Regions from separate parts of the Homo sapiens genome. Here regions 2 and 3 are each linked to region 1. A link is a loop called in an ENCODE intact Hi-C map of the cell type or tissue named here. Cell type or tissue: PC-3. All regions are shown on one strand. Each heading gives the region's core, and the rest is flanking DNA. Links, peaks and the distances in the headings are about the cores only. Region 1 has its middle 380 kb from the start of SEMA3C. Region 2 has its middle 93 kb from the start of SEMA3C. Region 3 has its middle 320 kb from the start of HGF.

What was found. Peaks named below come from ENCODE experiments on the same cell type or tissue, not always from the same donor. Only the 100,000 strongest peaks of a DNase experiment are listed, where the experiment ranks them.
Region 2: a loop joins it to region 1, with 2.8 times the contacts of the local background. A loop is called at or near these places in 2 of 110 quality-filtered maps.
Region 3: it touches region 1 in a loop (3-fold over the local background); 3 of 110 quality-filtered maps call a loop at or near these places.

Annotation. Positions count from the first base shown.
Region 1 is chr7:81,295,046-81,306,403 of GRCh38, forward strand. No RefSeq gene overlaps it. Among named protein-coding and RNA genes, the nearest start is that of SEMA3C, 380 kb to the left of the region's middle. RefSeq lists an enhancer at 1-165. In PC-3, for the core only: no CTCF peak of the experiment used is centred there; a DNase peak (open chromatin) is centred at 4,466; H3K4me3 peaks cover 477 bases; H3K27ac peaks cover 1,786 bases.
Region 2 is chr7:81,006,656-81,018,013 of GRCh38, forward strand. No RefSeq gene overlaps it. Among named protein-coding and RNA genes, the nearest start is that of SEMA3C, 93 kb to the left of the region's middle. RefSeq lists an enhancer at 6,236-6,739. In PC-3, for the core only: no CTCF peak of the experiment used is centred there; a DNase peak (open chromatin) is centred at 6,616; H3K27ac peaks cover 1,553 bases.
Region 3 is chr7:81,443,459-81,454,816 of GRCh38, forward strand. No RefSeq gene overlaps it. Among named protein-coding and RNA genes, the nearest start is that of HGF, 320 kb to the right of the region's middle. In PC-3, for the core only: a CTCF peak has its summit at 4,115 (motif pointing left); a DNase peak (open chromatin) is centred at 4,103.

The DNA of each region.
Region 1 (11,358 bases), core at 3,036-5,535:
CCCTCGGTAACCCCTTGACTCTCCCCTGTGCTCGTCGGTGCCCAAAGTCGGGAGGGGGCTGAGGCGACAGGGGGCTGGTGTGTCAGCGCTGCCATGAGTATGCACACATCTAGCAGAGGTGTGACAACACCCAGGCTCAGCCATAACTTTGCTGAGTGGGCACTGGGATTGGTGAGAGGCCAGGGTGTGGGAGCAGGCAGTTCTGAGTCTGCGGGGGCAGGGGAGACTTCTTGGACGCGGAGACCACAGTGATGCCTGGGTCTGGAGCTACTGCTGGGTTGCTGCAGCTGTGCAGAGGAGTGTGTGGTTCCTACCCCACTGACTCAGTAGGGAGCAGTCCCACCTGTTCCTGGTCTCCACCAGCTTTGTGGAGCACACAGCCCTGGCCATGCCTCCCCCGCTGCAGCCAGCATCTTGGCAGAGGCCACTCCAGATGGGCTGCCTCTGCCGTCAATATGTGAGTTACCTTAAATATGCTTCTGCTGGAATGTAACTGTAATTTTTCTTTTCAATTTCTTCAGCTCCAAGGAATATAAACCTATTTTTAAAATGTTAACCCTGAGCACTCTAGAGTTCTAAAAAATTTAATCCTGACAGGGAAATGATTTCCCTTCCCCAGATTTCCATAAAGATAAAAAAAAGTGCTGAATAGTTAAGAAAAAGCAGAGGTTGTATGCATATTTACAAGGTGGTGTGAAGATGCATTGGGATATTAAACCATATTTGAGGAGACCTCAACCCTCACATGTGAACTTTCCTGTATAAGCACTCAAAACTGTATTTCTGTTTTCCCACCTATACATAAATTAATCTAATATTACAGAAGAACTAATTAGGGAAAGTTATTAACAAAGCTTAAATACAGGTATAATATAATGTAAAAGCAGCTTATATCTTGATATTGATATTCTTTACTCTTCTTCCCTTGGGATCTACCATCCGCACCAGTTCCCAGGCTATTCCTGATGCTTTTCATCTAGTCCTCAAGCAAAAAAGCCACATATATTTCAATATTTGTTTTCCTTGGAAAAATGCACTTGTCTTATTTTCTAGCTTTGTTCTCTTCTAAGGTACAAATAATAAATATATGATTAATTTATCCATACTAATGGGTGGATGAATACAAATGGCTAAAATGGTTAAATTCCATTTTAACATGATTTAAAAATTTTTTCTAGGGTTTCTATCACCACAACCCAAGGTATTGTGATAAAAGTAGTAGTAATTACAAATAATCTTCAGGTTAATTGGATAAATAACTTCAGAAAATTAGTCTGAGTACTATCCAAATTATCTGATGCAGGGAGACATCAACTCCACATTTATGGTCATTATTAGGTTAATTAATAGCTCTCTTAAAGGATAATGATCCCCAGGAAGTGACTTAGTCTTTACAAGTTTTACTGTAGAAGATGCCATTCCCTGTAAAAGACTGATTGTTCTGAGATCTATTTGTTTTCTTTATTCCTTCCTGATATGGTTCAGCCGTGCCCCCACCCAAATCTCATCTTGAATTGTAACTCCCACAATTCCCAAGTGTTGTGGGAGGAACCTGGGGAAGGTAATTGAATCATGGGAGCAGGTCTTTCCTGTGCTGTTCTCATGATAGTGAATAAGTCTCACGAGATCTGATGGGTTTAAAAATGGGAGTTTCCCTGTACAAGCTCTCTTCTCTTGTCTGCTGCCATATGAGACTTGCCTTTCACCTTCCACCATGATTGTGAGGTCTTCCCAGCCATGTGGAACTGTAAGTCCATTAAACCTCCTTTTCTTCCCAGTCTTGGGTATGTCTTTATCAGCAGCATGAAGATGGACTAATACACTCCCTTACATGTGGAAATTGTTACAGTAAGACTGACCAGTGTTGACAATTCTGGTGAAAATTGACCTTTACTCAGTTGATTTATGACATCTCAGCAAGGCTTTGTCATCGTTAACAGCAAAATATTCAGATAGATCCTCTAAAATAGGGCCCATACGTGTTATTTTATTGAAATCCAATAACTGATTTTTCACATAATAATTTCATGCAGAGAAAGAGAAGAAAACAAGAAAAAATTATAGCTTCCTTTTCTTGAGTCTCAGTTTTATATGAAAAATATTTACTTTGGAAAATTTACTTTGAATATTCACTTACATAACCAATAGTAAGCCCCTGTTAGGTTCGAAAAACAAAATAAACAGTAAAAATCATTTCATAGTCAATATGTAAAGTGACTAACTGTCCTGGCTTTCCCAAGACTGTTATGGTTTTGAAACTGTAAGTCTCACATCTTGGAAGTCCCCATAGTCCAAAGCAAACATTCCATATAACTATTTGCACACCTACTTATAATAAAATATTATTGCAGTAAAAAATTAACTTCAAATAATCTGCTTTACAGCATTAAGTAGTTTTCAATTATCCAGAACTAGCAACTTGCTGGCTAATGTGGCTTCTGAAATGTTCTGCTTAATGTAACATCTATTGCTACATCACAAATTGCCCCAACACTTGCCATCTCAAAACAACACAGTTTCTAAGGGACAGGAATCTGGGCATGACTTAAGGTTGTTTGACTGAAGGTCTCAGTTCCTTCCTTGCAAATGGTTGAAGGTTGCGCTCAGTTCCTTGTCAAACGGGTCTCTCCAACATGGCAGTTTGCTTTATCAAAATTGGCAAGAGAGTGAGTTTATTAATAAGACAGAAGTCACAATCTTATGTAACATAATCATAAAAGGAATTTGCTATATTTTATTCATTAAAAATAACTCTCTGGGTTCAATTCTCACTCAAGGAAGGAAATACACAAAAGTATAAATAGCAGGAGGTGATAACCAAAGGAGGCCATCTTCAAGTCTGCCTGCCATGTCTGGCACTCAGAGACTTTAAGACAAATTAGTTGTTTAGATATAGATATAAATATAGGTATAGATAAATATAGAATATTACCAGCATGCTCCCTTTCAGTCATAATTTTGCTTCCAAAGGTTAATCAGACATTTCTGAATTCTCTTACTTTACACCTCTGTTTCAATTCTGTTACCTTCACCTCTTTTTGGTCTTCATATGAATGGAATCATAGAGTAAGTACTCTTTTGTTTCTAGCTTCTTTTATTCAACATTTTGTCTTTGAGATTCATATATACTGCTTATGATTTTGATTACTATAGAGTATGTACTGTATTAATATATCATGACTTATTAGTATATCCTACTATGTCTTAATCAAAGAATAAATGTCATAATGAATCATCTTGCATTACAAGGTTTTATATCTCAATTTCCTTTGTTAAACCTTCTCCCTACTTCAGTCCTTTTTCACTTTCAGTTCTTCCATATGCTTCTGCCATTCTAGTCTTGACTCAAAGGGAGAGATTTATACAAACTCATTTCCACAAGGTGTTCCTGATTTAATATTAGAAGATATTTAATATCCTCTAATACCACCTTTAGGGATTTTGCCATCTAAAATTACAAAGGAATATCTCTAAAATACAGATCTCTGTATTTTAAGAAAAGGCACCTCCTAGGTGAGAGAGCAATTTGGTGATGAGGTGGGGGTGCTAGCTGATAAAACACATTGAAAACAACATACTCACTTCATTTAATAGAAATATAGGTTAGACTTTCAAAACTTTTATCATTTAGAGTTGCAAAATAATATGTATTATAGAATACAAAATGGAACTTTGAATTGAGATGATAATGTGATATCAGATCTTTAACCAAACACTCCAAGGTAAGGTGCTCATTCTCTCAGTACACCATTGAAATGATATTGAAATAAAACAGCAGAGATGCACACATGCACTCTTGGAAACAAGATGCTGAATGTGAACCATAGAGACAGCTAAAGAGGAAACACAAATGAACTACAGATTCAAGAGAGTAATTTGAAACTTTTTTTGAAAATTTTAAGCCCTTTATTAAATTCCTTCAAAGCTTGTTAGTATGTTAAAAGTATCACAGGTACTTCAAAATTATTTCTCCAAAAAATGCTGAACGTGTGTTCTAAGTTCTCCCACTTAGAATCCATAATTCTGAATAAGCCTGTTGTAACCAAATTTAGCATTTCTCATTCATGCTTGGGGAGCCATATCCACTTTTATCTTAAAACATCTATGTATATGTGCACGGATTTTCTAAAAAACAAACTGAATATTCAGTTATAGGTGTGGTAATTTTCCTTTTTATGCATTTGGAATTTCCCATGTGTTGAAATCCTTGCTTTACTTTTAGTTTTGGACAGCAGTCATATCTTCCAAATAATCTCAATCAACACGATGTGCTGAGGAGGAGAGGAGGGCACTCCCCTAAAGTTATGTGCCACGAGGAAATTTCAACACTTTCACAATCTAGCTTATTTTAAATAAACAAAAAATGGAAGTGGTTCATGCATAATAAATCCCTGCTGGGCTGTACTGTGTTTTCATGACTAATTTCTTTTGCTAACCACAGCTTCTCAGCCTATGACCTTTAAACGGCAGGCATTCTTTACAAAAACATGGGCTCACTGTCAGGGCTGTGCCTTTTCTTACTCATGAACTCCCTAGTGACTTGTTAACTGTCCAAACATAGATGTCTTCAAACAACTTATGGAAAATGCACTTGTAGGACTTTTTTGGTGCCATGAAGGGAACCTTCCTATTATAAAGTCAAAAACTAAAATAATAATAAAGAATAAGTTGCTACTCGAAAGACTGATCTGACACATTTTATTTTTCTTCACAGAAACAATTCTGGTAGGGACATTGAAGCATATTATCTAGTCGTCTCTTCATAACTGGGCAGAATGGCAAATCATCTCAGCTGAGATTTCTAGGTGACTTTCTGGAGGATAAGGGGGGAATTTGATGTAGGTGCTAGAATCTCCTACTCCTTCTACCACATACCTATTTTATGACTCCTTAGCAACCATTGACTCCAGGTCTTTTTGTCAGAGACACTTGTTTAACATTTTCTACTTGCTCCGTTTTCTGTTAGTTAGCTCTGCTATTTATTATGGATGTCTTTTAACTGCTTTTGACCTTGTAAGAAAAATCTCTCTGTTTCAGGTGTAATTTACTTACATAAATAATAGTGAAGTTCTCATCAAAACCAGGAATTATCATTGAACTTCTCTCACTGAGTAATTAGCTCAACAACAGAACTAACATTGTTCTCAAGTTTCATGTTAATCTCTTGAAAGTTGTAATTTGATTTTTCTCTTTCAAGAGTCTCTGTTATTCAAGCACAACATCTTCTTTGCCTTCTCAATGGCTGATAATATCCTTAGGAATCTAATGACTGTGCAAGTGTCTTACTTCACGTATTCACCCTTTCTCTTCAGCATTCATAGGTAATATATAGAAGCACCTTTTTCCAGCTTCAGTTTTCTTGGAGGTATTGCACAGTCATCCATCTTCGGAATTTGCCTCTGTAAGTACACTATTTTGTGTTATTTTTCCCTTCTCCATCCATTGCTAACTGGAGCATAGTTGGATAAAGGTATCCAACCCTTTGGATTAATGAATGTGATTTGTTTGCTTCTCTTGGCAGTTTGGAATAAGGATAAAGGGGTAATAACTATATGGCTGCTTGTGCTGAAGCTAAAAGGAAGATCACATATTACTGATCTCATTCGTAGTTCTTTTCCCCCACTGTGCTGCTGTTGTTTGCATGCCTCTTTTTCAGCATGTAAAAACATTTTCAACTTGCATTTTATTTTATTTATTTATCACTCCCTGCAGTAAAAAAACTCTTGAGGGTAGGTGCCATGGCTTATTCACTTTGAATTCTGATCTGTGTCTAGGACGGTGTCTAATAAATAGTATAGTATAGATTAAACAATTTTGCTGCTTTAGTCAGGTTGCATTTATGGCCTCTTTTGCTGAGTTGTTTTATTCCTCCTGAGATGTATTACAGTGACCTCGTAACTTAATCCCATTACATTTATTTATGATCCTGATAACCAAGACCAATTTGAATTTTGAACATGTTTCCTGCCAGCTATTGCTCATAGCTCTGAGACCAAAATTTGTGTGGTGTCTAATTTATCATTGATGAAAACATCAAACACCCCTTATGAAATATTATTATGTACGCCCTGAAGTTGGAGCATTGTTTCACTGATATTTACTTTTTGTTACGTCCCTTAGATAACTGTACACCAACCTTATAGTTTTATAGTTTAAATTCTGTTTACTAGTTTAGGACTAGTATGCAATGTTGAGATAAGATAAAATGTTTTTTACAGTTCAAGTAAAGCAGAAGTAAAAAGGTATCATCTATCATCTGAGGCTACTGTTGGTTTATAGAAGACAAAAGTATAAACATACAGTATATATTGAAAACAAATAATTTACTTAAAAATCTTTTTTTTTTCTGTAGAGGTCCCCTTTAAGAATCTTTTCACAAAATGCTTAATGATATGACAGTTGTTTTATATGAAAATGCAGAAAGAAAACTCAACCAGTAAATGTGTAAAGCTCTATGTTATTCCATAAGTTTATTTTTCAGATTATTTCAAGAGAGGAATTTATTCCAAAAAATATTTATTGATTATCTACTACAGGGCAAGTGTTATTATTCAACGTCCTAGAGATACAGCAGTTAAAAATCAGACAAAAGTCCCTGTCCTTACAGAATTTTACATCTTTGTAGGGGAAGAAGATAAATATATAAATATGGCATTAATGGCTCTGGAAAATACTAATAATAACAGAGATGGGGTTATAGATTATTAGGGGAATGTGGCACAGCAATTTCAAATAGGGGGCTCATGGAGGCCGCACAGAGCAGCAAGGATCTGAAAAGGAGAGGGACACTATGTAACCATCTAGGGAAGAGCATTCTAAAATTAGGCAAAAGCAAATCAAAAGCCTCGAAGCTCTGAGCCTGGGGGTTTAGGATAGGCAATGAGGCCAGAGAAGCTGGAGTGGGTAGCTAACAGGAAGAGCACTTAAGGCTGAGAGGTAATGGTGACTTTGACAAGGTTGTTAGCCATGCAGGTGGTGACATGGGCGTGGCACTATTATGGGTGTACTTTGAAGTTATACCTGACAGTGTTTGCTGACAATTGGATGGAAGTTTTGAGAAAAAGAGAAGAATCCAGGAAGACAAAGGTTTGGGTAAAGAACCTGGATTATTTATCTGTGTAAATAATGAATAAAATGCAATCAAGGTCTAGGTTTCTACATACTTTTATTATCTCATTAAAGTTTTGAAAATTCTGATTGGAAGTATCAAAAAATATTAATAAGATGAAATGACTTATCTGGCATTATGTAATTTTTCCTTTATTTCTCAAGGTATTTTAACATTAGAGTTTTTTTATTTGCCTTTTCTTTCCTGCTTTGAAATTCTGTTTCTAATACAGTAATTTTTCAAATTCTCAATTTTAAATTTCCATTGTTCTATATTATCCCTTCATACTTTTCCTAATTGATTCATATTTGTGTGACATACTTAGGGCAGAGTTTTCCAAATATGCAAGTTAAGGCTAAACCAGTATGATCATTATGGTGTGGTTGGCGTTGTACTCATTTTGAATATTTAATGCTTATTATTCACATCCACATTTGGGGCAGATAATACTTTCTCTAAGGATTAGAAATTAAGTCAGGTTAATGCATCTAAGGCTCTGCAGCTATTAAGCTGTGAAATTGTGTAAAAATGATTGGCAGAGAGATCTTTAATACAGGAAACCCATAAGTACCCTGTTAACTACTTAGGCAGACAAGTAGAGTGACCTAAGAGTGTCTTAGGTCACTTTTAGCAATAGGGATATAAATCATGCATTCTCTTGGCAGTTTTTCATTTTTGTTATGACTTACAACTTCATTTAGTGAAAATAGTGCTAGACTTATAATCATTTCTAACTGGCTTATTCCCAGTTTACAGTTTTATGGTTTTGCGATCTTGGACAAACGTTGTTTATTCTCTGTGTCTTATTTTATCATTATTATAAGGGAGAAAATAAAAAATTTTTTTGTTTCACATTTTTGAAATGGGAATCAAATGTCATTTCTGTAAATGCCTTTGGAAAGTTAATTATTAAACTGTAAACGGTTATAATTTTATATCAAATTCTCCCTTGAGCCTTAAAAAATGAATTATATTAAGTTATATTAGCCTCTGATGTTTCCAGCTTCTAGCACAATTGTGGCAGGCAACTTTGGCCTGATCTCCAGGTGCAGCAGCTTTTTGCTAGCTACTTTACTTTTCAAGGGTTAAAGTCCCAGACGAACCTTCTTTCCCTTAGTGAGATTTTGCCCCCAGTATTCTCTGAGAAAAAGAATTTCCAGCCAGGAAATGACTGCTGAGCTCAGTTCATTTCCTTCAGGATTTTCCTACCTGTGGCTTCTGCTATCTCTGTTCTCTAGAGGAACCAGGTCTAGCCCAGATCATTTCATTTCAGAGTGAAGTAGCTTTCGTGGATTGCTTTATCCCTCCAGATTGCATTTTTCTAATTTTTAAATGTAGTCATTAATACTAGCAATTCTAAAATTGTATCGACATAAATGTAATATACTGTGATTTGCTGTGAAGTAAAAAGGAAGTCATTTATTACTAATCAGAATCTACTATGTTTGGAAATAATTTAATTTTTCTATTTGTTTTCGTGGGTGGAGGAAATTTTCTATTTGTTTTCGTGGGTGGAGGAAAAGGTGGTTTGCAAATGTGATATACAAATTATTTTTATCTATAAGTGTGCCTTGTGATGGAAAATATTGAAAAACATTGGTTAGGACAAATGATTTCTAAATGGTACTTCTAGAAATTCTGATATAAAACTCAAGTTTTTAAAAAATCACCTTTTCTCTATAATGTTTAATTCTGGGGTCACTTCATGACAGCCAGGTGTAAGTTAGGCCTGAAAATTGACTGTGATGAAATGAGGAATCGGAGAACTGGAGAAATAGCACCAACCTCCTTCCATGCAGGCTGGGTGCATGCTGGGTGATTAGACATGAAAGCAGAGAATGAGAAGAGAATTGGGATCTGCAGGACTCACTTTTTGTTTGTTTGTTTCCCTTAATATCTAAATCCCTAGAAAGTATTCTCTATACTCGTTGTCTCCAGTTACTTACTCCTCTACCATTGTCTGTTAAACCTATTCTAATTTGACTTTCACCTCCCCAGCATTTTACTTGAGCTGTTCTTATTGAAGAGACTAATGATTTCTATGCTTATAAGTCCAGTGGTCAATTCTCTGTCGTCTTCATAGTTGACCTGTAAACAGCATTTGATAAAGTGTTTGAAAATCTTTCTTCATTTGGCTTTTGGCACACAACACTAACCTGATTTCTGTCTACTCCTCTCTTCTCCTCAGACCTCCACTTTTCTACTGTTTTTCCCAATCTCCAAAGGTTGACATAATCTTTTCTGTTTTAGTTCACTCATTAGCTCCATCTCATCTAGTCTCATGGTTTTAAATATTATCCGTAGGCTTATCAATCTGAAATATATGCTGCTTAGTCGCTCTCATGCATCCTGGATTCATATATCAAACTGCTGACTTTAAATGTCTGATAGATATCTCAAACTTACCATACCCTCAAAGAAAAATAAACCTCTAGTCATTCCTTCAAACTTGCACCTCCTGAATTTCTTCTTCATCTCAATAACAACTCTATTCTTCTGTTGATTGCTTAAACCAAAAACATTGGTATCATTCTCGCTCTCTTTCTGGCATCAGACTTCACGTCTGAAAAGAGAGAAGACACTGAATGGCATTTTCACACCACTGCAAACCAACACCCATAGTCCAGGGAAGTTATTTCTCCCCTGTAAAAAGGACACATTTAAGGAAATAAAAAATTAATATATGTTGCACATATTCTATTAGAAAACAATTTTAATCACTTTAAAAAACTAGAGGAGTAGATGGGGGAAGAGATTAAGAAGATAGAAAATCTCAACTGCGAATCTTTCTGTCTCTCTCTCTGTCTACCTATCTACACACAAATATACCTAAATTAAGATTTAAAGACTTAAGAAATGCCTATCCATCTGAGAAATAGCAGGAATTGCCTCAGAAACAATTTGTGAACTAATGCCAAAAGAATCAGACTTTTGCTGCACACTCTTCAACTCCTTAATTTACATTTTACAGACACCACTTTTTAGATACATATTGTATGTATCATTTTTAAACTTCCAAAAGTTAACTCAGATTTTGATATTAGTTGATATGTTCTAAACTCTATAAGTATTACCTCATTCAGTCATGATAATAAATTCACGACGTTGAAACTGTAGCTATTCCAATTTTACAAATAAGAAAACCAAGGCACAGAGAGGTTAACTTGCTTCAGTCACATAGAGAGTAAGTGAAGGAGCTAAGACATTAGCAGAAGCACACTAGCTTTACACTACACCCTTAACCTTTGATAAGCCATGGCTTTCTAAATATACAAACCTAATAGTTAGTGGATGCTCCAAAAGTATGTGGTGCATGTTAAATACACATGCATTTATCAAATTTCTAATAAATATTAGTTCTCATCTTTACCATTTATTTATTCAATTAATAAAAGTCCTGTGCGAGTAGGCACTGACTCAGATAGCTCAGGCGCTAAATTCTTTAGGGCCTAGATAAAGGTCTGGCAAAAATTGATGCTCAATGAATATTTGTTGAATAAATAAAAACACAGTGTGCTGAACCTATAAAAGTTAAAAAATACATATTTTATGCTTAGAGCTCAAATCTTTGGTTGATTATGTGACTGAGTGACCAATATACGTAAGACTGCTATTAAATTGATCATTAATGACATGACTAGAGCAAGTGCCATTACACCATCTCTGGCCTCAAAATCAGCCCACTGGTATATCAGACACAACCTTATCTAAGAATTGTAATTTGTAGGCATTTATTAAAGCCATTAACAAATTAGAGTTAACATTCTCCAAATAAAGAGGAGAAAAGGCAAGAGAGAGAATGAATCAATGATATCCTCAATGTTTCTGAGTCTGTTAAGGAGAAAGAAAGAATAGGAATACATACTTAGCGTAAAAACCTTGGAGTCCTATTAAATAGCAATTATTGTGCCCTCCTGGAAAAGAAAAAAAAAATCTAGGGTAATTAAAATGTTGGAAAGGAAGTGGTGCTGGCTCTTATTTCAATTCTACTTCACCAATTGTCTTTTCACTGTCATCATAAAATTATATACAGCAAAACCAAATACTCTCAACTTCTACCTGTTCATCGATACCAGTTGTTATGCACAGCCTAAAATAGCATCTCAAGAATATGTATGTCTTTTTTCATTCTCAAAGCTACATAGAATTTGTGAATTGATCTTTTAGTTTTGTGCACTTTAAAACTATTTTCTGCTGAAATAAGTCTACTAGAATGCACCGATGCATATTTTACACAGCCTATTTCTTTA
Region 2 (11,358 bases), core at 5,284-7,783, 290 kb before region 1:
CTCTGCTTTTTCTTATTTTGTAAAAGGAGAAAGAAGGTAGAAGTTGATATCCGAGATTTACCAATAACCAATGCTCTCCTGGTAATGACCTCAGAGAAACACAGTATCTGTGGATCTGCAGGAGGCCTGGGCCAATGAATCCCAGCTCCACTGCTCCCAGGAGCAAATTACAAGTCAAAGTGATTCATGGGCATCAATATTCTTGCAGGCAAACAAGGGGTTTTGGAACATGGAGATTTTGGTGTTAATGTCAACACACAACATCAGCAGTGGCTGGAATAATAAGGCTTGAGTCCATGTTGCATAGAGATAAAGAAACTGAGGCTCCTGTCACAGCTCTAAATTAAAAATCGTATTAATGAAATGATAAAATAAGTAAAAATTGATATCTTTATTATTATTCCGAATTAACAAACACTGTTGTGGATGAGTCTAAACATCAGTGTAAATTGTTACCAGATTTTTCTTCTTTCTACCTGAAAGCACATAAAATATGCTTTTTAAATGTGTACAATATGGTTTAATAAATTTGGATTCCTCCTCCATTCTTTCTCCTCCCTTTAGCTCTTGGCTGACCTAACTGGGACTGGAGCCACTCCCTTCATTTTCCAGCAGAGAACATATTTATTCTTCTAACTTACGGTAGCCTGAGGTTTCTAATCAAATCCAAGGATTTAGGATTTAGCTTGAAGGCATCACCACAACACATTACAGTACAGATAAGTTGCTTTAAGTGTCACTCTCTATAAAGTTTCTAGAATACATTAATAATTGAGGCTATTTTCTCAAAGTTCTGATTGTTTTAACAGTTTCAACTGATATTTAATCAAATGCTATTTTTAAATTAACATTATTATTTATTTTATTTTATCCATATTTCTTTTTAAATCAGTACTTGGATAAATAAAATTCCTTCCCCATGGCATAAATTCAACTCTATTTGTTGAACAAATAGAGACTCTGTTTTGGGGAATATGTAGAAATCCAGGTACTAGAGAGAAAGAATTGTGCTCTCTATTTATTTACACTAGAATGTTTTACATATAATGGAAGTTCAGTAAACTACTACCGAATTGAACTAAAGCATATTTTTATTTCTGCTTTTAAAATATTTTCAAAAACTAGACTATAGGTTTAGATAGGCTAACAATTTATGTAGATATCAATAGTCCTGACTTCAAAATAAGTGTTAAAGAAGCTCAGTGGCAGCAAAAAAATGTGAGATGATTTCAGAATACCCTTCCACCTGTCAGACAGGATAAGACACATGCTAAATATGGAGAAACAGCCAGTGATTTGTTACTCTGGTGATGGATCCATGGATATTTGAAAAAGTATAAACCTGGGGCCAGATGAAAATAAAAAAAAAAAGCATAGATAGCACCAAAATTTTGCTTAGCCATGTCTAAAAGATGTAAAAAATGAAGAATATTTTAATATTGGTGGAATTGGAGGAAGGATTCAAAAGCAGATAGGTAAATGGTACCAGGAGATTAGAAGACTGGGATGCAAAAGTGGATAATTCAGCCATTTAGAGAAGATTACAAGGACATGAAGCTCAGTCACTGTAGGAATCTCTAAATTGGGTTGATATTGTGAAAAGAGCATGAGCATTAGAATTAGACAGACCTGGAATTTAATCTTGTCTGTGGCTTTTAGCACATTAAATAATGTGTTTAAGCCTCAGTTTATTTCAAAAGTTGGAACAATGACATTAAATATGTTTGAAATATCTAGGACAGTACCTTTCACATTGTAGAGGCTCAGTAAATACTAATATGTATATTCTTATGAATCCATAATGAGTAGATGTATAAGCTGTAACACCGTTCCATGGAGAATCAAGGTCAAAGGAAAGTATCCTCTAGGACAGATAGATTGTGATATGGTATACCAAGATGACCTTGAGTTCTGAGGAACCAGGACCAAGACTATTAACTGCTGAGACAGACAGCAGTTATCTACTTGGAAAGTTTGGTACAGTATATGAATGTCCTTATTTTCCCAGTTAAACAGATTTTTTTTTAGATGGAGTCTTGCTCTGTCGCCCAGGCTAGAATGCAGCGGTGTTACCTCGGCTCACTGAAAGCTCCGCCTCTCTTATTATTATTATTATATTATTATTATATTACCCAAATAAATATGTAATTGCAAACTGAGATTTAAAGATCTATAATTGAAATTAATATACTTTTTAAAAGACTATGAGGGAGACTCAATTGAAACTGGAAAGTCAAGGAAGTTCATTCTGAGGAAGCGAATTTAGACTGATATCGAAAGGACAAAAAGGCAAAGAATCTCAGAAAGTAGACTATTCCGGTAGAGGACTCACATTTAAGGAGTCTTTGCAGTAGGAAATGGATGGAGGAGCAGTGTGGCTGGCTGGCACATAATGACCATGGGTCAAGTAGAGACATGAATTTGGAAGGGTCATGTTAGTCAGGAAATGTCTGGGTTTTACTTTAAATGCAATGGGAAGCTATTAAAAGCTTTAAAGATGAAAGACCTATTAAAATTCCAACATTAAGTAATAGACTGGCAACTTAACAATGTTGAAAGGTTGACTGGAGGAAGAAATCGTGAATTTGAGGCTTCTAGGCTTAAGTAGTCCAGACAAGCAATGAGGGTGGCTTGGATGAGGGTATTGACAAAAAATGGATGGTAGTGGTCAGATTTCAGGTGCCCTTGGGAAAGTTAGATTATTTGAGCTTCACTTTTATCCACATTAAATGAGTGTAACAGTAGATATTTAATTGAGATATTATTGATAAAGGAGATAATTGTAACCTTAGTTTTTTGTTGTTGTTTGTTTGTTTTTTGAGACGGAGTCTTGTTCTGTCGCCCAGGCTAGAGTGCAGTGGCAAGATCTTGGCTCACTGCAACCTCCACCTCCCAGGTACAAGCAATTCTCCTGCCTCAGCCTCCCCAGTAGCTGTGATTACAGGCGCACACCACTATGCCCAGCTAATTTTTGTATTTTTAGTACAGATGGAGTTTCATCATGTTGGTCAGGCAGGTCTCAAACTCCTGACCTCAGGTGATCCACCCGCCTCAGCCTCCCAAAATGCTGGGATTACAGGCCTGAGCCACCGTGCCCGGCCTAACATTAGTTTTAATAAGAAATCTGTTGGCCGGGCGTGGTGGCTCCTGCCTGTAATCCCAGCACTTTGGGAGGCCAAGGTGAGCTGACCACAAGGTCAGAAGATGGAGACCATCCTGGTTAACACAGTGAAACCCCGTCTCTACTAAAAATACAAAAAATTAGCTGGGCGTGGTGGTGGGCGCCTGTAGTCCCAGCTACTTGGGAGGCTGAGGCAGGAGAATGGCATGAACCTGGGAGGCGGAGCTTGCAGTGAACCCAGATCACACCACTGCACTCCAGCCTGAGTGACAGAGAGAGATTCCGTCTCCAAAAAAAAAAAAAAAAAAAAAAAGAATTTATCACAATTTACTTGTCAATGTTACCTTTGACATACATTCAGATATTTTTCCTGGTTTGGGGCTCTTTTAAATAATGCTTCTATGAACGCTCTTGAACAAGTTGTGTGATGCATATATGTGTGCAGTTCCCTTGGGTGTATGTCTAGGAATGGAATTGTTGGGTGTGTGTATTTGTAGCGTTAGCAAATATTGCCAAACAGTTTTTCAGCCTAATTTTCATCTTTTTACATTCCTATTGGCAGTGTATAAAAAGTATTATAGTTTAAATCTGCACCAACTTATCATGGCCTTTTTCAAATTTAGCCATTCTTTTAGGTGCTTAATGATGATACATGGTAGTTTAAGTCTGAATTATTTGATGAGTAATGATGTTAAAAATCACTTTTTAAATATTTTAAATGAACATTTGGATATCATCTTTTGTCATGTACCTAATCAATCATTTATTCTTTTTTCCTTTAAACTAGAGATTCTGTTTGTTTTTTTTCTCATTGGTTTGTGGGAGTTTTTTGTGTATGCATTATGAATACAAGCCTTTGGCAGATTGATATATTGCCACATCTTCAACTCTGAGGCTTTTTCAGTTTTGGTGATATCTTTTGACGAACTGAAATATTTAATTTTAGTGAGGTTGAATTTATTAATTTTTTGTTAATTTGTAGTGCTTTTAGGTCCTGCTTAAGAAATGTTTGCTTACTTCAAATAAGAAAGAAAGCTACTCTCCCATCTTAATAAAGTTTTAAAAACGTATTGTTTACCTTTTACATTTAGGTCTGCAAACATTTGAAATTGACTTTTGTGTATGGTGTATGCTGGAGATAAAGTTTATTTCATTTTTCCATGTGAATATCCAACTGAATCAATGCCATGCATTGAAAAGACTACTTTTCTCCATTGTATTGCAGTGGCACTTTTTGTAAGACAGCTGACTCTGTAAGTGAAAGTCTGTTGCTGAACTCTATTCTGGCCTATTTGTCTTGCTTGCACCAATAATAGAATGTTTAAAATAAGTCTAGATATCCAATGATATATACCAGTGAATATTACTCTACTTTGAGAATAGATTGACTATTCTTGAATTCTGATATGGTTTTTTTTTTTTTTTTTTGAGATGGAGTCTCGCACTCTGACCCAGGCTGGAGTACAGTGGTGCCATCTTGGCTCACTGCAAGCTCCACCTCCTGGGTTCACACCATTCTCCAGCCTCAGCCTCCTGAGTAGCTGGGACTACAGGCACCTGCCACCACGCCTGGCTAATTTTTTGTATTTTTAGTAGAGATGGGGTTTCACCATGTTAGCCAGGATGGTCTCAATCTCCTGACCTTATGATCCGCCTGCCTCGGCCTCCCAAAGTGCTAGGATAACAGGCGTGAGCCACTGTGCCCGACGGAATTCTGATACAAGTTTTAAAAACATTTTTCCAACTTCTAAACACACAAACATGAAAAATAATCTTCTGGGATTTTGTTGAAGACTAGTTTTTTTCTATCCATCAATTTTTGAAGAATAAATATTTTGACAATATGTACTTTGGCTTGTTTAGGCCTTCTTTAATTTGTCAGTGACATTTTGTAGTTTCTGTTTAGATGCTTGTGTATTTAGCATTAAATTTATTCTAAGTTATTTGATACTTGATTCTTTCATGAATGGTATCTTTCTTAAATTTCATTATCTAACAAATTGTAAATGTATACAAAATGATTTTTGTATACAGATCATGTGAATCTATGGTCTATAATATGTGTTCTATTTTTAGAATCTGGATTATTTAGGTTTTCTGTATTCTACTATCTGTGAATAAAGGTAGTTTTAGTCTTTTATCACCATTTATATATTTTATTTCTTTTTCTTGCCTTATTACACTGGCTAGGACTTCTTGTACAACGTTGAATAGACATGATACTGGGTATTTTATTTCTGACCTTAAGAGTAAAGCTTTCAACACACCACTAATGTGTATAATGTTTGCTGTTGGTCTTTGTAGATATTTTAGAAGGTAAAAAAAAGTTCTATTCTAGTCATTGTTTTCTTAGTTTTATTATTATTGATAGTGTTGAATTTTATCAAAAGAAAATTTTCATCTTTTGCCATTATCTTATCATTTTCTCCCTCTTTATTAATGTGGTGAAATTATCTTGCTTGATATATATAATTTTAATTTCTGCATTATATATAGTTGAATTAAGGCTATGGATACAATCTTTGGATCTTTAGCATAACTGCTTTTGCCAAGTTTGGAAAATTTTTAGACATTAGCTTTTCAGTACTGTTTTAGCCTTATGCTCTCTCTCCTGTTTCTGGGACTCTACACATATACTATATATTTTTTTCTTTTCATAACATCCCATACTTTCCTTAGGTTCTTTTCTGTCCCTTCCTTTTTGTTTGTTTGTTTGTTTTGAGACGGGATCTCACTCTGTCACCCAGGCTGGAGTGCAGTGGCGCAGTCTCAGCTCACTGCAACCTCCGCCTCCTGGGTTTACGCCATTCTGCTGTCTCAGCCTCCCAAGTAGCTAGGACTAAAGGTGCCCGCCACCACACCTTGCTAATTTTTTGTATTTTTAGTAGAGACAGGGTTTCACCGTGTTAGCCAGAATGGTCTCGATCTCCTGACCTTGTGATCTACCTGCCTCAGCCTCCCAAAGTGCTGGGATTACAGGCATGAGCCACCGTGCCCAGCCTCTACTTTTCTTCTTAATTTTTTTAGACTCTTTCTCTGTGTATAGATTTAAAAAATTAAAGAGAAGTATTGCTAACTGTAAGCCCATTTTTTCCTTCTGTCTCTCTTGGATTTTGCCTTTTAAGTTCTAGATACCTCACACTAATTTCTGTCTCTTGATCCTACCATATTTTCCCTACATACCTCATGTGTTTACCAAAGCTATTTTGTTTCTCAGCTTTTTGTGTTTTTGCTTTGGCTTCTGCCTTGTTTCTCAATCTCTCTCTCCAGCAAATGATCTAAATATGAAAGCTGCTTACAGAATGTCAGGTAACCCTTTTGTGATTGACCTCTTTGAGGGATCTTGACCCCTCAAGTCCTGATAGCCTCAGCGACTCTTCCAGTGACTTCAAACGAAGCCTCTCCCTCTTTGTAATTATATCTGTTTTTTTCTAGTTGTTCTCAGTGGGAGTGTTAGTCAGCTACTCTATTGCAGCCACCTCAGAAATTCCCTGTAAATTTGTTTTGATGACTCAAGAGTTTCATGTTGTTTTGAGTGTCAGAATCTGAGTGATTTAACAAGTATTGCATAAGCTTTAATAAAAGCCATAAAAACATGAAAAATGTTTGCTATAATATGTGTGAAATTCTTTAAATAGGCAACCCAAAGGCACTATGCCAGTGGAAGATTTCTTATTTCTGAAAGAATTGGAATGGAAAGGAATCCCAGTTTTTCTGAATCTGAGAACAGATTATATTAGAATATAAAATGGCAAAAACATATAAATATATAGTCACTTAGTATTTAGAGTGGAAAGAATATACTGATCACAGACTACAGGAATTTCCTTTGCAATCCATTGGAGACCTGAAATATTATTTCTCACTAGTTTTCCAGTTAGGGGAGAGGGAAGAAATAGGGTTGTGCTGTGGTCAGATGAGTAGTGAAAGCTTCAATGGCAGCAAGAGAATTCCAGAAGTTGAAAAGTTGCAGATCCATGGGGCTCAGGAACTGTTACCATTGGACAGACTTTTCACTTTTATTCTGCTAAGGGACATTAATAGGCAGTTGGATTTTGCCAAAAAAGAATTAAGATAGTGAATAAGAACTTATTGAAATGATTTTAAAACCCTGTAAATCATTTTCAGGTGAGATTATATTTTAGATGTGAATTAAAACATATCAAACCTATGTTTGATCTTTATTTTATGTATTAATTTTTCAGGACTAGGTCTAGTGTAAAACTAAATATAAACCAAATAACTAAATCAAATATAGAGATTAATATTCAGATACTTTAGATGATAAGAGGGGAACTTATCTATGCTTGTATCTCATGCATTAGGTCTGCATTTTCCTAAAATTATTGTATCCAAATTTTTTAATTGTGTCAAAAACATTACGTATTTACAAATAGGAACATTTTATTTTGAAATTGTGGAGTAAAATTTTTAAAACTAAAATATGTCTAGTATATAAAATTTCATATCGCTATATTTTATTATGAAGGATACATGTATTCATGCTCTAAAGGAGGAATTAGTCACAAATTTTTACATATTTTAGAGACATTAAAAGCTTTGGTATCATTATAGACATTCTAAATAAATCTCAAAAGCACTAATCTACAAAGAGTAACAATTCAGAGAGTCAGGGAGAGAGGATTATAGTTTCAGATGTAACAAGTTATTCACCATTATGGTTTGCATATTGACGGCTGTGGAAACTGTTGACTCATTAGTGACTTACACACTCAAGACAGAGTAAAATTTTGACTCAGCAATTCCATTTCTTATTCAACTGCGTTTATAACTTGACATTATTTAATCAAATAATTATTTTACAGAGGTTATGAACTCTCTGTCTTCCATTAAAGTAAATGTTTTATATCAACTTCTATATATTTATTTATTCTGAACATTATAATATGCCAAACAGTAATTTATTGCTAATATTTTATGGTTTTACCCCCTATGGATATAGAGTTGGGATGGAAATAATCTACCTGAGAATTAGAAAACCCCAAATCAAATCTTTGCTGTCCCACTACAGCATGGGTTAGGTTAGACAAGTCATTTTCTATCACCAGAAATAGAGATTCCACATGTATATTTATTAAATGTTATTTAATTATGTGATTATCTCAATTAACATAACTTCTAAGAATGAGCACAAGGATATTTACATTGCAACATATAATTATACAGCAATTATTATTTTTCAGTTTCGTTCATTGCAAATGCCTGGAAGCAATGGCAACCCAATAGGAATAGACACTACTTATCTATATTATCACCTTAAAATACCATTCCTCATTAAAAGGAATTATAGCTTTTGCAAAGAATACTGGACTTCAGCCATGTGGCAGAAAATATATAAATCAACCTGGAGAATTTCAGTGAGTCAATAATCAAGCATCTGTCAAACTCTGTTATTTTGTGTAAAAGGACACAGAAACCAACATAAATAGCTCACATTTTTCAAATATAGGAGAATAATTTGAACATAAGAAAGAATGATTAAGGGAATTATATAAAACATTAAAATAGGGTTCTGAGTTTATTATGTGATGAGAGATTGAAAGAGGTGGAGATGAGAGAGAGAACAAGGTGGGGCTGGGGGTGCAGGAATTGTAAAGGAATCAAGAAATTCATTGAACAACACCACTGGAGAAATTTGGCACCAACACCTGTTCCTTAAATTAGCAACTAAAATGAAATAATCAAGAATTTAGTCTGAATTTTCCTTATGATTGATAATTCATACTGTCCAAAGAGCTTTGGATGATAAGGGAGGGAAAGTTATTCTTTATGATAATATTTGATCTAATAATAACAAAGTATAATTAAATTTTTAAAAATTGTCATTTTAGGCTGGGCTTGGTGGCTCACACCTGTAATCCCAGCACTTTGGGAGGCTGAGGCAGGTGGATCACCTGAGGTTGGGAGTTTGAAACCAGCCTGACCAACATGGAAAAACCCCGTCTCTACTAAAAAATACAAAATTATCTGGGCATGGTCGTGCATGCCTGTAATCCCAGCTACTCAGGAGGCTGAGGCAGGAGAATCACTTGAACTCCCAGGAGGAGTTTGCAGTGAGCCAAGATTGCACCATTGCACTCCAGCCTGGGCAACAAGAGTTAAACTCCGTCTCCAAAAAAAAAAAAATGTCATGTACAGCTCCAGGTAAAATAAGTGATTTAGGAACTAACTCTCAATTGAAAACAAAGATGTAGAAAATTGACGGAAATGTTCACAATGAAGGGAATATGGTCCATGTTGGTTAGCATGACTAAGATGGTGAAAAAACACTGTATGGTTCCTCATGTGATGTTATATGAAACACAGAATAACTATGTTAGTCTTCTACTCCTATTACAAAATACTAGAAACTGGGTAATTTATAAACAATAGAAATTTATTTCTCATAGTTATGGAGGCTGAGAAGCCCAAGATCAAGTTGTTGGTAAGTTCAGTGTCTAGCGAGAGCTTAGCCTCTGCTTCCAAGATGGCACCTTGAACACTGTGTCCTCCAATGAAGATGGAAGGGCCAGGTAGCTCTCTGATGCCACTTGTTCCATCATCAACTCAAAAGTCTGAAGAGCAGTCTTACCTGAATATCATCTAAATTAGAAATGGGTGACACTCAAGGTATGATTCATTCTGTGACAAATTTCCCTCCAGCTGTGAGCCTGTGAAACCTAACAAGTTATGTGTTTCCAAAATACAGTAATAGGACAGGCATAGGATAGATATTCCCATTTCAAAAGGGACAAATAGAAAAGAAGAAAGGGGTAACAGGTCCCAAGTAAAACAAAATTTGATAAACTGACCATTGGTAAAAATTAAAAGCATTTGATGTTTAAAAGACATCCTTGCAAAAATGAAATCACGTGCACAGAATGAGAGAAAATAATTTATCCATTTATTTTTTCTGAGAAAGGGTCTCCCTTTGTCCCTCAGGCTGGAGTGCAGTGATGCCATCACAGCTCACTGTAGCCTCAACCTCTTGGCCTCAAGTGATCCTCCTACCGTAGCCCCCGAGCTGGGACTACAGGCATGCACCATCATGTCCAGCCGCATTTTTATTTTTCATCGAGAAGCAGGGGTCTCACTGTGTTGCCCTGGCTAGTCTCAAATTCCTGGGCTTAAGTGATCCTCCCACTTTGGCCTCCCAAAGTACTGGGATTACAGGTGTAAGCCACTGCACACAGCCAAAAAGATATTTTTAAGTAGTTATGATAAAGGTACAGAATTTGTGGGGGTGGGGCAGGATACACACACACACACACACACACACACACACACAAAGAAAAATACCAAAATCAAAAACACCTCTTCCAACCCAATACAGTATCAAGAAAGCAGACAACTCAATTAAAATATGGGCAAAAGATTTGAACGGACATTTAGCCAAAGAAAATATGAATTGTCAGCAAGCAAAGGAAAAGATGCTCAACTTCATTAATCACTAAGGAAATGCAAATCAAAAACATGGTGAAATACTTCTACACACCCACTAGAATGGCTAAAACTAAATACATTGACAAAACAATGTATTGATGAGGCCTTGGATCAACTGGAACTCTTGTACATTTCTTGTGGGAATATAAACAAATACAATCTTTTTGAAAAGCAATTTGAAAGTTTTTTTGTTTTGTTTTGTTTTGAGATGGAGTTTTGCTCTTATTGCCCAGGCTAGAGTGCAGTGGTGCAATCTCGGCTCACTGCAACCTCCACCTTCCAGTTTCAAGTGATTCTCCTGCCTCAGCCTCCTAAATTGCTGGGATTACAGGTGCCCGCCACCATGCCCAGTTAATTTTTTTTGTATTTTTAGTAGAGACAGGGTTTCACTCCTGTCTCATGGTCAGCCTGACCATGTTGGTCAGGCTGGTCTAGAACTGCTGACCTCGTGATCCACCCGCCTTGGCCTCCCAAAGTGCTGGGACCACCGGTGTGAGCCACCGTGCCCGGCCTGCAATTTGGTAGTTTTTTTTTTTATAAAAATAAAGCAAATTAGAAGCAAATGTTTTTTAAAAACCAAATCATTGTTATTAAATTATTGATAAGTAATAGATCATTATTCCTCTGAGCTCTTGTGGGAAATTCACACTTTTTGGTATTCAGAATTACAATAAATCCAGAAATAGAAATGGAGAGTTATTTCTGTGATTAGGATTTTTAACACTTCATGGTGTGGCTATTTTTTTGGAAAGGATCTTTTAGAAAGATAATCACAACAAAATGTATAAAATAGA
Region 3 (11,358 bases), core at 2,897-5,396, 150 kb after region 1:
TCTCCAGCACCTGTTGTTTCCTGACTTTTTAATGATTGCCATTCTAACTGGTGTGAGATGGTATCTCATTGTGGTTTTGATTTGCATTTCTCTGATGGCCAGTGATGGTGAGCATTTTTTCATGTGTTTTTTGGCTTCATAAATGTCTTCTTTTGAGAAGTGTCTGTTCATGTCCTTCGCCCACTTTTTGATGGGGTTGTTTGTTTTTCTCTTGTAAATTTGTTTGAGTTCATTGTAGATTCTGGATATCAGCCCTTTGTCAGATGAGTAGGTTGTGAAAATTTTCTCCCATTTTGTAGGTTGCCTGTTCACTCTGATGGTAGTTTCCTTTGCTGTGCAGAAGCTCTTTAGTTTAATTAGATCCCATTTGTCAATTTTGTCTTTTGTTGCCATTGCTTTTGGTGTTTTAGACATGAAGTCCTTGCCCACGTGTAATCTTAAACATTTCCCCAAGTACGACATGTATTTATTTGAAAATTGTGCGTGGGAGTGTGAGTGTATGGAGGTGGCGGGGGGGAGGGGGGGTTAAGGTATCATTCTAATGAACAGTAAAAAGAGAAACTAAATTTAATTATTGAATTGTGTTAAAAATGTACATTCTCTGTAAGTGCTACCAAGAACGGTAAAAAAAATGAAAATTTCCAAATATTATTTTTCTGATTCACTCAAAATTTATTTATTTTAATTTTTATATTATTATGGATACATAATATGCTAATATATTAATATAGTACATGTGATTTTTTGATACAGGCACACAAAGTGTAATGATCAAATCAGGGTAGCTGGGAGTATCCATCACCTCAAGAATTTATTATTCTTTTTGTTAGGAAAATTCGAATTCCACCCTTTCAGTTATTTTAAAATATATAATATGTTATTGTTAAGTATGGTCACCCAAGTATTCTTAAGAGTATTTTTCCAAAACCAAGCAGGGAGAACAAGTTTACATGGCTATTACGATGATATAAAGATATGAAACTGTGAAAGCATATAAACTTGATAGGAATCATTTAATAAGGGCATACGGTCACTCGTTTTTAACCAATTAGGATTAAGAAACAAATGAGATTACTCAATTGGTCAGGGTCTATGTTTTTTTTCTGTGAACATTTACTCATTCATTTCACAAATATGCGTGAGATGAAAATACAGTGAAGAAGAAAGTTGAGGTTCTGATGCCTGCAAGCTTAGACTCTAGGACTCTAACATAGAGCTAGGTTAATAACATCATTTTGATCGAACTACTGTTGACGTTTAGGTGATTTATTTCCAAGACTCTGTGGCAACTTCCACTTTTTAGTAAAGGGACATTTCTTTGGAATTTTTTATTTTTATTTTTAAAACAGAAGACATTATGGGGAAATCCTGAGTAGAAGCCTCTTCTGCCTCCACTTGGGTTCATCTTCAAGAAGGTACCCTCATATCATTAACAGGCAGGAAACTTAACTTCCCGAGCGCCTGTCATAAGAAACTCTTCCCTAGCTATCAATGGAAGAAGAAAGGACCCAGAACACTAGCAAATCTCTTATTCTGTGATTCCCTAGTTTTATGGGAGCCCCTTTTTATTTATATTAAAATATCTTAACGGAGAAGTTAGGATGGGAGATAATTTTCATTTTTTAAGGCTCCAAATTGTATTAAATTTCTATTCAAAAGTTCATTGCTGAATCACTGCCTTGGAGTCAGAGTATTTGTTCCAAATTATTGATTTGGTTAAAGAGATCCACAGAGATGAGCAACTTATTGATTCCATGAAAATACCTTTGGTTCTAATATTTCATATTTTTTCACATTGGTGGAAAACAGGGACTTGGGACATATGTATGTTTTCTCCATCTAGCTTTCTGTAAGACTCAAGGCTCTCCTAATACATATGCTCTGCTTTCTACTTACGATCTTTTTCTTTGGAAAATATCTTTACAATATCAGCTAAATGAGATTAGAAATAAGATATCAAATTCATCAGGAACTCCATACTGAATAGATAAGAGTCTGCTTTCTCATACCAATAATGTTGGTGCCCAACTCAGTAGAAACAAATAAATAGGGTAAGTGTCCAGTAATTTACTTTTCAATAGTTATTTGTATTTCAGATCTTTACTCTGGCTCTTTCATAAGCAGCTTTCACATCAACATAGCTGAAATTCTTATCTAAAATCCATAAAGCCCCTGGGAGAATGAAGGTTAAGGAAAATGATTTTAAGGGAAACCACATCTTTCTCTTGAAAGTGATTGTATCTCTTAAGAGTTTTATATAAATAACTCAATCAAAAGCTCACCTATTTGAAGGCTTTTTTTTCAAGGCGCAAATATAAGATTAACTTCATATGGTTTATTTATTTTCACTTACTTGTTTACCTATCATTTTCTAAGTGCCCCAAATATATTCACCTCTCAAGGCTTGCTGCTTTCTGGACATAGGTATGTACAGAGAAGTCAAACAGTAAGTAGATTGCACCTACAAGAAATTGGCTCTTGATTAGCTCTTTGTAACCATATAGTTGGCGACCTCCCAAAAAGGAGAAAAGAAATGTAAACTCTGTTTTGCTATATGTTTCTATGTATCTTCTAATTAGATGTAATTAGTCAAAAGGCCAAGAAGTTTCAGACATGTCACCAACATGAATGAATATAACATTTTGAGTACATTATAAATGGAATGCATGTGTACTAAATGTAGGTAGAGGGAACTTATTTTAAAATCACTAGTCATATTTAAAGTAAACTTTAAAATAGTAATATTGTCATCATACAACGTATTACCTATAGATGTTACAACTCTTTTAGTTTTTGGAAGAGGTTACAGAAAATATCAGCCAAAGGAAATAGGAAAAAAAGTTAACATTATATGTTTACACTGGTTAGCATATTTGTCCCAGAGAAACAAGGCATATTTGAAGTTCTTCAAGCAGATCAGCAGGCCCAATATTTTAGGAAGGTTGGGTTTTGGCTTGGGGCTCTTTACCTCTCTTGAGACACAGAGCTTCCTGAAATTTACAAGGAGTGTTGTTCCTCCTACTCAGGAAAATGAGATGTATGTATACACACATAAAATACTTGACAGACTTTGTGAAACTCAGATTATCTGGTTTAGAAAAAAGATAGAATCAGATGCACATAATACTTTCTAATGCACATGCTCAATTTGTACATCTAAAGACAATGATAATTTCAAGGTTAAAATCATGTGATTTGCTAAATATTTACTGTTTTATATTAAGGAGGAAATCTAAAATTTGAAAAACACTTCGAGTTTAAAAATTGATCAACTATTTTGGAAAGCAATTTGCAAATGTGGATCAATAACTTTTGAATGAGCATGTCTGCTTTCAGAAATGTGTTTTAGAAGAATAATCTTAAATGCAGATTCATGTACAAAAATCACAACAATAATACATTATATATCAGAGAGTATGTATTTAGTATTTCCTGTATGCTAAGTTGTTTCTTCTCTATGTGTTTTACTCGCTAAATCAACAGCAATTGCCATATAGATGCTATTGCCTACTATTTTAAGAAAAAAACCATGACGCTTACAGGTGTTAATAACTAGCCCCACATTTCAAATGCTAATTGTCATAGTTGAGACATGAATCTAGGTCTACCTGAACTTTTGCTCTTACGGTACACTTTTTAGAGCATGGTTTCTATTAAAAAAATCAGAAGCAGCATAAATGTCCAATATTCATGGGAAGTTTAGGCACCACATAACTGTAGCTATAAGATGGAATACTTTTAAAAAGATAAAATAGATTTAATCAAACATTTTAATACTGTGAAAATTCTTAGGTCATAAAATTAAGCACATTAAAACAAACTCAAAAATATACGTGCCCTATGAACATAGTTTTATATGAGACTGACGACATTTGTCAAATATTAGTAAAAATTGCTTTTGGATTTTGCTTCTTTTTTCCTGTACATCAAAAAAATCATGCAGTGCCCTTCTAATAATAAATATAAACATTTTAACTATTTTTGTAATTGTTACTGATTTCAAAATTCTTTAACCATCAAAGAGGGCCCTTAAATTTGAAACTGACAGCAGAACTACGTGCAATGTCCCTGATAAGAAAGCTGAATGTGCTCCCTAGTGGCCACTGTGTTGTTAAAGTTCTCTGTTGTACTACTCCCTGTGAGGGATTCGTATTTACCTTCATCTGCTATGTGATGGTGGTGGGAAGGAACTGGGCATCACAAGACCAGGATAAACTGGCTGTGTTTTCTAACCAGGAAATAAGTTGTTTGGAGCACTTTATTTGTACGTCTCCTTGGGGAAAATTTAAAGTCTGATCAATCCATTTATACATAAATATTTAGCAACATTTAAAATTGTACTAACTTCTCTATTTTGTCTGCTTATATTTTAACACGTCTTTGTTTTGAGGACAGCTTAGCTTTTTTGCTACACAAACTAAATTCAGTGCTATTTATAGTACTTTATTTCTGAAGCCAATCTATATTTGAGGCTAAAATGTGGTCATTGAAATGATGAAAAGAGCCATGAAGTGATGATATATAAAGACATACGTAGGCTGGTCATGGTGGTTCATGCCTGTAATCCCAGCACTTTTGGGAGGATGAGGCTGGAGGATGGTTTGAGGCCAGGAGTTCTAGACCAGCCTGGACAACAGAGTGAGGCCCTGTCTGTACAAAAAGTAACAGTAAAATTAAAATATTAGCCAGGTATGGCACCTGTAGTCAGCTACTCAGGAGGCTGAGGCAGGAAGATCACCGTTGCATCTATCTTCTGTTCCAGGCTACAGTGAGTTATGATCGCACCACTGCACTCCACCTTGGGTGACAGAGTGAGACCCTCCCTTTAAAAAATAGACACAAATATCTAAATGGTGAATAAATGCATGTGCATAGTATAGAAAACCACAATACCTTAATAACATATATTACATTATTATTATGAATATAATTACTTGAACACAGGAAGAGACATAGATGTACTCTTGGTTGGGAAGATTCACATTATAAAGATATTATTATCCCCAAATTCAAATCAAAAGATAATATATGTCATATAAAAATCAAATAGGAAGCAAGGCTTAGGTTTAGGTTGGGGGCTTTAAAGTCTGGCTTGAAGTCTTAGCTTTAATGCCCACTTGCTGTATAACTCTGGAAACGAAACATAACAGTTCGGAGTCACAATATTCTTGTTTCTATAATATTGATAATAACAATATAATGTTTACTTTGGAGAATTATGAGATTTAAATGAATTCCAGGAATACTTGGCACAAAGAAGAAACTCAGTAAACGGTACAAAGATAATTATTAATTTTAACTCATTTGCATTCAGAATTCTAATAAAGTTAATTTGTTTTCTGAAAATTAGTAAAATTTATCTTGAAGAATAATTACTTAGAATAGGTAAGATATTCCTTAAAAAGAATGAAAATGGAGGAAAGTTGTCCTTCCCAATAATATATGTACATAAGGAATCAGCGAATGTATCTTCAAATCTATGAATTAGAGTAATATTTTGCTGATAAAAAGTTAGGTAGAAATGTACAATACAGTTGTATCTTAGCAGAGAGTTAGGTTCTAAAGCCAGTGTGTAGATCTAAATTTACTTATAGTGAACCTTATCTGTAAAAATCTCTCAGGAATGTGTTATGATGGAAACAACAGCCCTGAGTAAATTAGTTAATTTCTATATAAGGAGAGTGTTTTTACAAAACATACATTCTTCAACTACTAGACCAAACTTAGTGTTGGAAGAACTCACTAAAAGTGGCACTGAGTGGTCTTATGAACTGAGACCAATGGAGGAAACAAAGAAAATGGAAAGGCATTTCTTGTCTACTCTGAGTCAGAAACATTCTGCTGATTGAGCAGAAATGCCTGAATTGTTTATATATTTTCTTAACTTTTGTTCTTCCAAGTTATGTATATTTCATTTTCAAAAAGTTAAATGTATGTATAGTGGAGGGGGATCTTTGAAAAAAATGCAGAACCATATCATAATATGCTATTTTAAAAATACTGGTAGTGAAGACAAAGGGCAAATAATCTTGGGAGTTTTAGGGCCCCGCCCACTGCCGGTTCCTCCCCATACTACCATAGCTGAGGCTCTCTGGAAAGTGCCACCTCCTGGCAGGAGGCCAAACAGCACAAAAATAGAGCATTAAACCACCAAAGCTAAGAACCCTCATGGAGTCCATTGCACCCACCTCCCTGCCACCTCGACCAGAACAGGCACTGATATCCAAGACTGAGAGACCCATAGATAGTTCACATCACAAGACTCTGTGCAGACAGCCCCCACTACCAGCCCAGAGCTGGATAGACTGTCTGGGTGGCTAGACCCAGAAGAGAAACAACAATCACTGCAGTTGCACTCACAGGAAGCCACATCCATAGTAAAAGGGGGAGAGTACTACATCAATGGAACACCCTGTGGGACAAAAGAATCTGAAAAACAGCCCTTAGCCCTAGATATTCCCTCTGACAGAGCCTACCCAAATGAGAAGAAGCCAGAAAACCAACCCTGGCACTATGACAAAATAAGACTCTTCAACACCCTCAAAAAAATCACACCAGTTCACCAGCAGTAGATCCAAACCAAGAAGAAATCCCTGATTTACCTGAAATAGAATTCAGGAGGTTAGTTATTGAGCTAATCAGGGAGGAACCAGAGAAAGGCAAAGCCCAATGCAAGGAAATCCAAAGTATAATACAAGAAGTGAAGGGAGAAATATTCAAGGAAATAGATAGCTTAAAGAAAAAACAATCAAAAGTTCAGGAAACTTTGGACACACTTTTAGAAATGTGAAATGCTCTGGAAAGTCTCAGCAATAGAACTGAACAAGTAGGAGAAAGAAATTCAGAGCTCAAAGACAAGGTCCTCGAATTAGCCAAATCCAACAAAGACAAAGAATAAAGAATAAGAAAATATGAACAAAGCCTCCAAAAAGTCTGGGATTATGTTAAATGACCAAACCTAAAAATAATTGGTGTTCCTGAGGAAGAAGAGAATTCTAAAAGCTTGGAAAATATATTTGAGGGAATAATCGAGGAAAACTTCCCCAGCCTTGCTAGAGACTTAGACATCCACAAAGAATAAGCACAAGGAACACCCAGGAAATTCGTCACAAAACGATCTTTGCTAGGCACATTGTCATCAGGTTATCCAAAGTTAAGATGAAGGAAAGAATCTTAAGAGCTGTGAGACAGAAGCACCAGGTAACCTATAAAGGAAAAAGTATCAGATTAACAGCAGATTTCTCAGCAGGAACCCTATAAGCTAGAAGGGATTGGGGCCCTATCTTTAGCCTCCTCAAACAAAACAATTATAAGCCAAGAATTTTGGATCCAGTGAAACTAAGCATCATATATGAAAGAAAGATACAATCCTTTTCAGACAAACAAATGCTGATATAATTTGCCATTACCAAACCACCACTACAAGAACTGCTAAAAGAAGCTCTAAATCTTGAAACAAATACTGGAAACACAACAAAACAGAACCTGTTTAAAGCATAAATCACACAGGACCTATAAAACAAAAATTAAAGTTAAAAAAGCAAAAACAAATAACAAAAAAACCCAAAGTACACAGGCAACAAAGAGCACAATGGATACAAAAGTACATCACATTTCAATACTAACATTGAATGTAAGTGGCCTAAATGCTTACTAAAAACATACAGAACCGCAGAATGGATAAGAACTCACCAAGAAACTATCTGGTGCCTTCAGGAGACTCACCTAACACATAAGGACTCACATAAACTTAAAGTAAAGGGGTAGAAAAAGGCATTTCATGCAAATGGACACCAAAAACTAGCTGGGGTAGCTATTCTTATATCAGAAAAAACAAACTTTAAAGCAACAGCAGTTAAAAGAGACAAAGAGGGACATTATATAATGGTAAAAGGCCTTGTCCAACAGGAAAATACCACAAATCCTAAACATATATGCACCTAACACTGGAGTTCCCAAATTTATAAAACAATTACTAATTGACCTAAGAAATGAGATAGACAGCAACACAACAATAGTGGGGGACCTCAATACTCCACTGACAGCAGTAGACAGGTCATCAAGACAGAAAGTCAACAAAGAAACAATGGATTTAAACTATACCTTGGAGCAAATGGATTTAACAGATATATACAGGACATTTCATCCAACAACCACAGAATACACATTCTGTTCAACAGCGCATGGAACTTTCTCCAAGATAGACCATATGATAGGCCATAAAAGAAGCCTCAATAAATTTAAGAAATTTGAAATTATATTAAGTACTCTCTCAGACCACAGTGGAATATAACTGAAAATCAACTCCTAAGCCACGCAAATACATGGAAATTAAATGACCAGCTCCTAACGGAGCACTGGGTCAAAAATGAAATCAAAATGGACATTTAAAACTTCCTTGAACTGAACAGCAATAATGACACAACCTATCAAAACCTCTGAGATACAGCAAAGGCAGTGCTAAGAGGAACGTTCATAGCCCTAAATGCCTGTGTCAAAAACACTGAAAGTGCACAAACTGACATTCTAAGGTCACACCTCAAGGAACTAGGGGAACAAGAACAAACCAATCCCCAAACCCAGCAGAAGAAAGAAAATAACCAAGATCAGAGCAGAGCTAAATGAAATTGAAACAAAAAAAATACAAAAGATAAATGAAACAAAAGGAAAACATAAATAAAATTGATAGACCATTAGCAAGATTAGCCAAGAAAAGAAGAGAGAAAATCCAAATAAGCTCATTAAGAAATGAAACAGAAGATATTACAACTGACACCACTGAAATACAAAAGGTCATTCTAGGCTACTATGAACACCTTTATGCACATCAACTAGAAAACCTAGAAGAGATGGATACATTCCTGGAAAAATACAACCCTCCTAGCTTGAATCAGGAAGAAATAGATACCCTGAAAAGACCAATAACAAGCAGCAAGATTGAAATGGTAATTTTAAAACTACCAACAAAAAAAGTCCAGGACCAGATGGATTCACAGCAGAATTCTACCAGACATTCAAAGAAGAATTGGTACCAATCCTTTTGACACTATTCCACAAGATAGAGAAAGAAGGAACCCTCCCTAATTCATTCTAGGAAGCCAGGATCGCCCTAATACCAAAACCAGGAAAGGACATAACCAAAAAAGAAAACTGCAGACCAATATCCTTGATGAACATAGATACTAAAATCCTCAACAAAATATTAGCTAACAGAGTACAACAACATATCAAAGAGATAATCCACCATGATCAAGTGGGTTTAATACTGTGGATGCAGGGATGGTTTAACATACACAGGTCAATAAATGTGATACACCACATAAACAGAATTAAAAACAAAAATCACATGATCATTTCAATAGATGCAAAAAAGCATTCGACAAAATCCATCATCCCTGTATGATCAAAACTGTCAGCAAAATTGGCATACAAGAGACATACCTTAATGTAGTAAAAGCCATCTATGACAAACCCACAGCCAACATAATACTAAATGGGGAAAAGCTGAAAGCATTCCCACTGAGAAGTGGAACAAGACAAGGATGCCCACTCTCACCACTCCTCTTCAACATAGTACTGGAAGTCCTAGCCAGAGCAATCAGAAAAGAGAAAGAAATAAAGGGCATCCAAATCAGTAAAAAGGAAGTCTAACTGTCACTGTTTGCTGACAATATGATCACTTACCTTGAAAATCCTAAAGACTCCTCCAGAAAGCTCCTAGAACTGATAAAAGAATTCAGCAGAGTTTCCAGATACAAGACTAATGTACACAAATCAGTAGCTCTTCTATACACCAACAGCAACCAAGCAGAGAATCAAATCAAGAACTCCACCCCTTTTAAAATAGAATCAATATTGTGAAAATGACCATAGCCAACAGCAATCTACAAATTCAATGCAATCCCCATCAAAATACCACCATTATTCTTAACAGACTTATAAAAAACAATTCTAAAATTCATATAGAACCAAAAAAAGATCCCCCATAGCCAAAGCAAGACTAAGCAAAAATAACAAATCTGGAGATATCACACTACCTGATTTCAAACTATACTGGTTTGGTGACTATAGTCACCAAAACAGCATGGTACTGGTATAAAACTAGGCACATAGAATAATGGAACAAAATAGAGAACTCAGAAATCAACCCAAATGCTTACAGCCAACTGACCTTTGACAAAGCAAAAACATAAAGTGGGGAAAGGACACCCTTTTCAACTAATGGTGCTGCCATAAGTGGCTAGCCACATGTAGGAGAATGAAACTGGATCCTCATCTCTCATCTTATACAAAAATCAACTCAAGATGGATTAAGGACTTAAACTTAAGACCTGAAACTATAAAAATTCTAGATGATAACATTGGAAAAACCCTTCTAAACATTGGCTTAGGCAAGGATTTCATGACCAAGAACCCAAAAGCAAATGCAATAAAAACAAAGATAAATAGCTGAGAGCTAATTAAACTAAAGAGCTTTTTGTATGGCAAAAGGAACAGTCAGCAGAGTAAACAGACAACTCATAGAATGGGAGAAAAATCTTCCCAATCTCTACATCCAACAAAGGACTAATATCCAGTATCTACAATGAACTCAAACAAATCAGTAAGAAAAAAGCAAACAATCCCATCAAAAAGTGGGCTAAGGACATGAATAGACAATTCTCAAAAGAACATACATACAAATGGCCAACAAACATATGAAAAAATGCTCAACATCACTAATGATCAGGGAAATGCAAATCAAAACCACAATGCAATATCACCTTACTACTGCAAGAATGGCTATAATCAAAAAATCAAAAAACAGTAGATGTTGTCATGGATATGGTGAACAGAGAACACTTCTACATTGCTGGTGGGAATGCAAACTAGTACAGCCACTATGGAAAACCGTGTGGTGGTTCCTTAAAGAACTAAAAGTAGAACTACTATTTAATCCTGCAGTCCCACTACTGGGTATCTACCCAGAGGGAAAACAAGTCATTATTTGAAAAAGATACTTTCACATGCATGTTTATAGCAGCACAACTCACAATTGCAAAATCGTGGAACCAACCCAAATGCCCATCAATCAATGAGTGGATAAAGAAACTGTGGTGTATATATATGATGGAATACTACACAGCTACAAAAAAAGAATGAATTAACAGCATTTGCCATGACCTGGATGAGATTGGAGACTATTATTCTAAGTGAAATAACTCAGGAATGGAAAACAAAACATCGTAGGTTCTTACTGATACATGGGATCTAAGCTATGAGGATGCAAAGGCATAAGAATGATAAAATGGACTTTGGGGATTTTGGGGTAAGAGTTGTGGGGGCAAGAGATAAAAGACTACAAGTATAGTGCAGTGT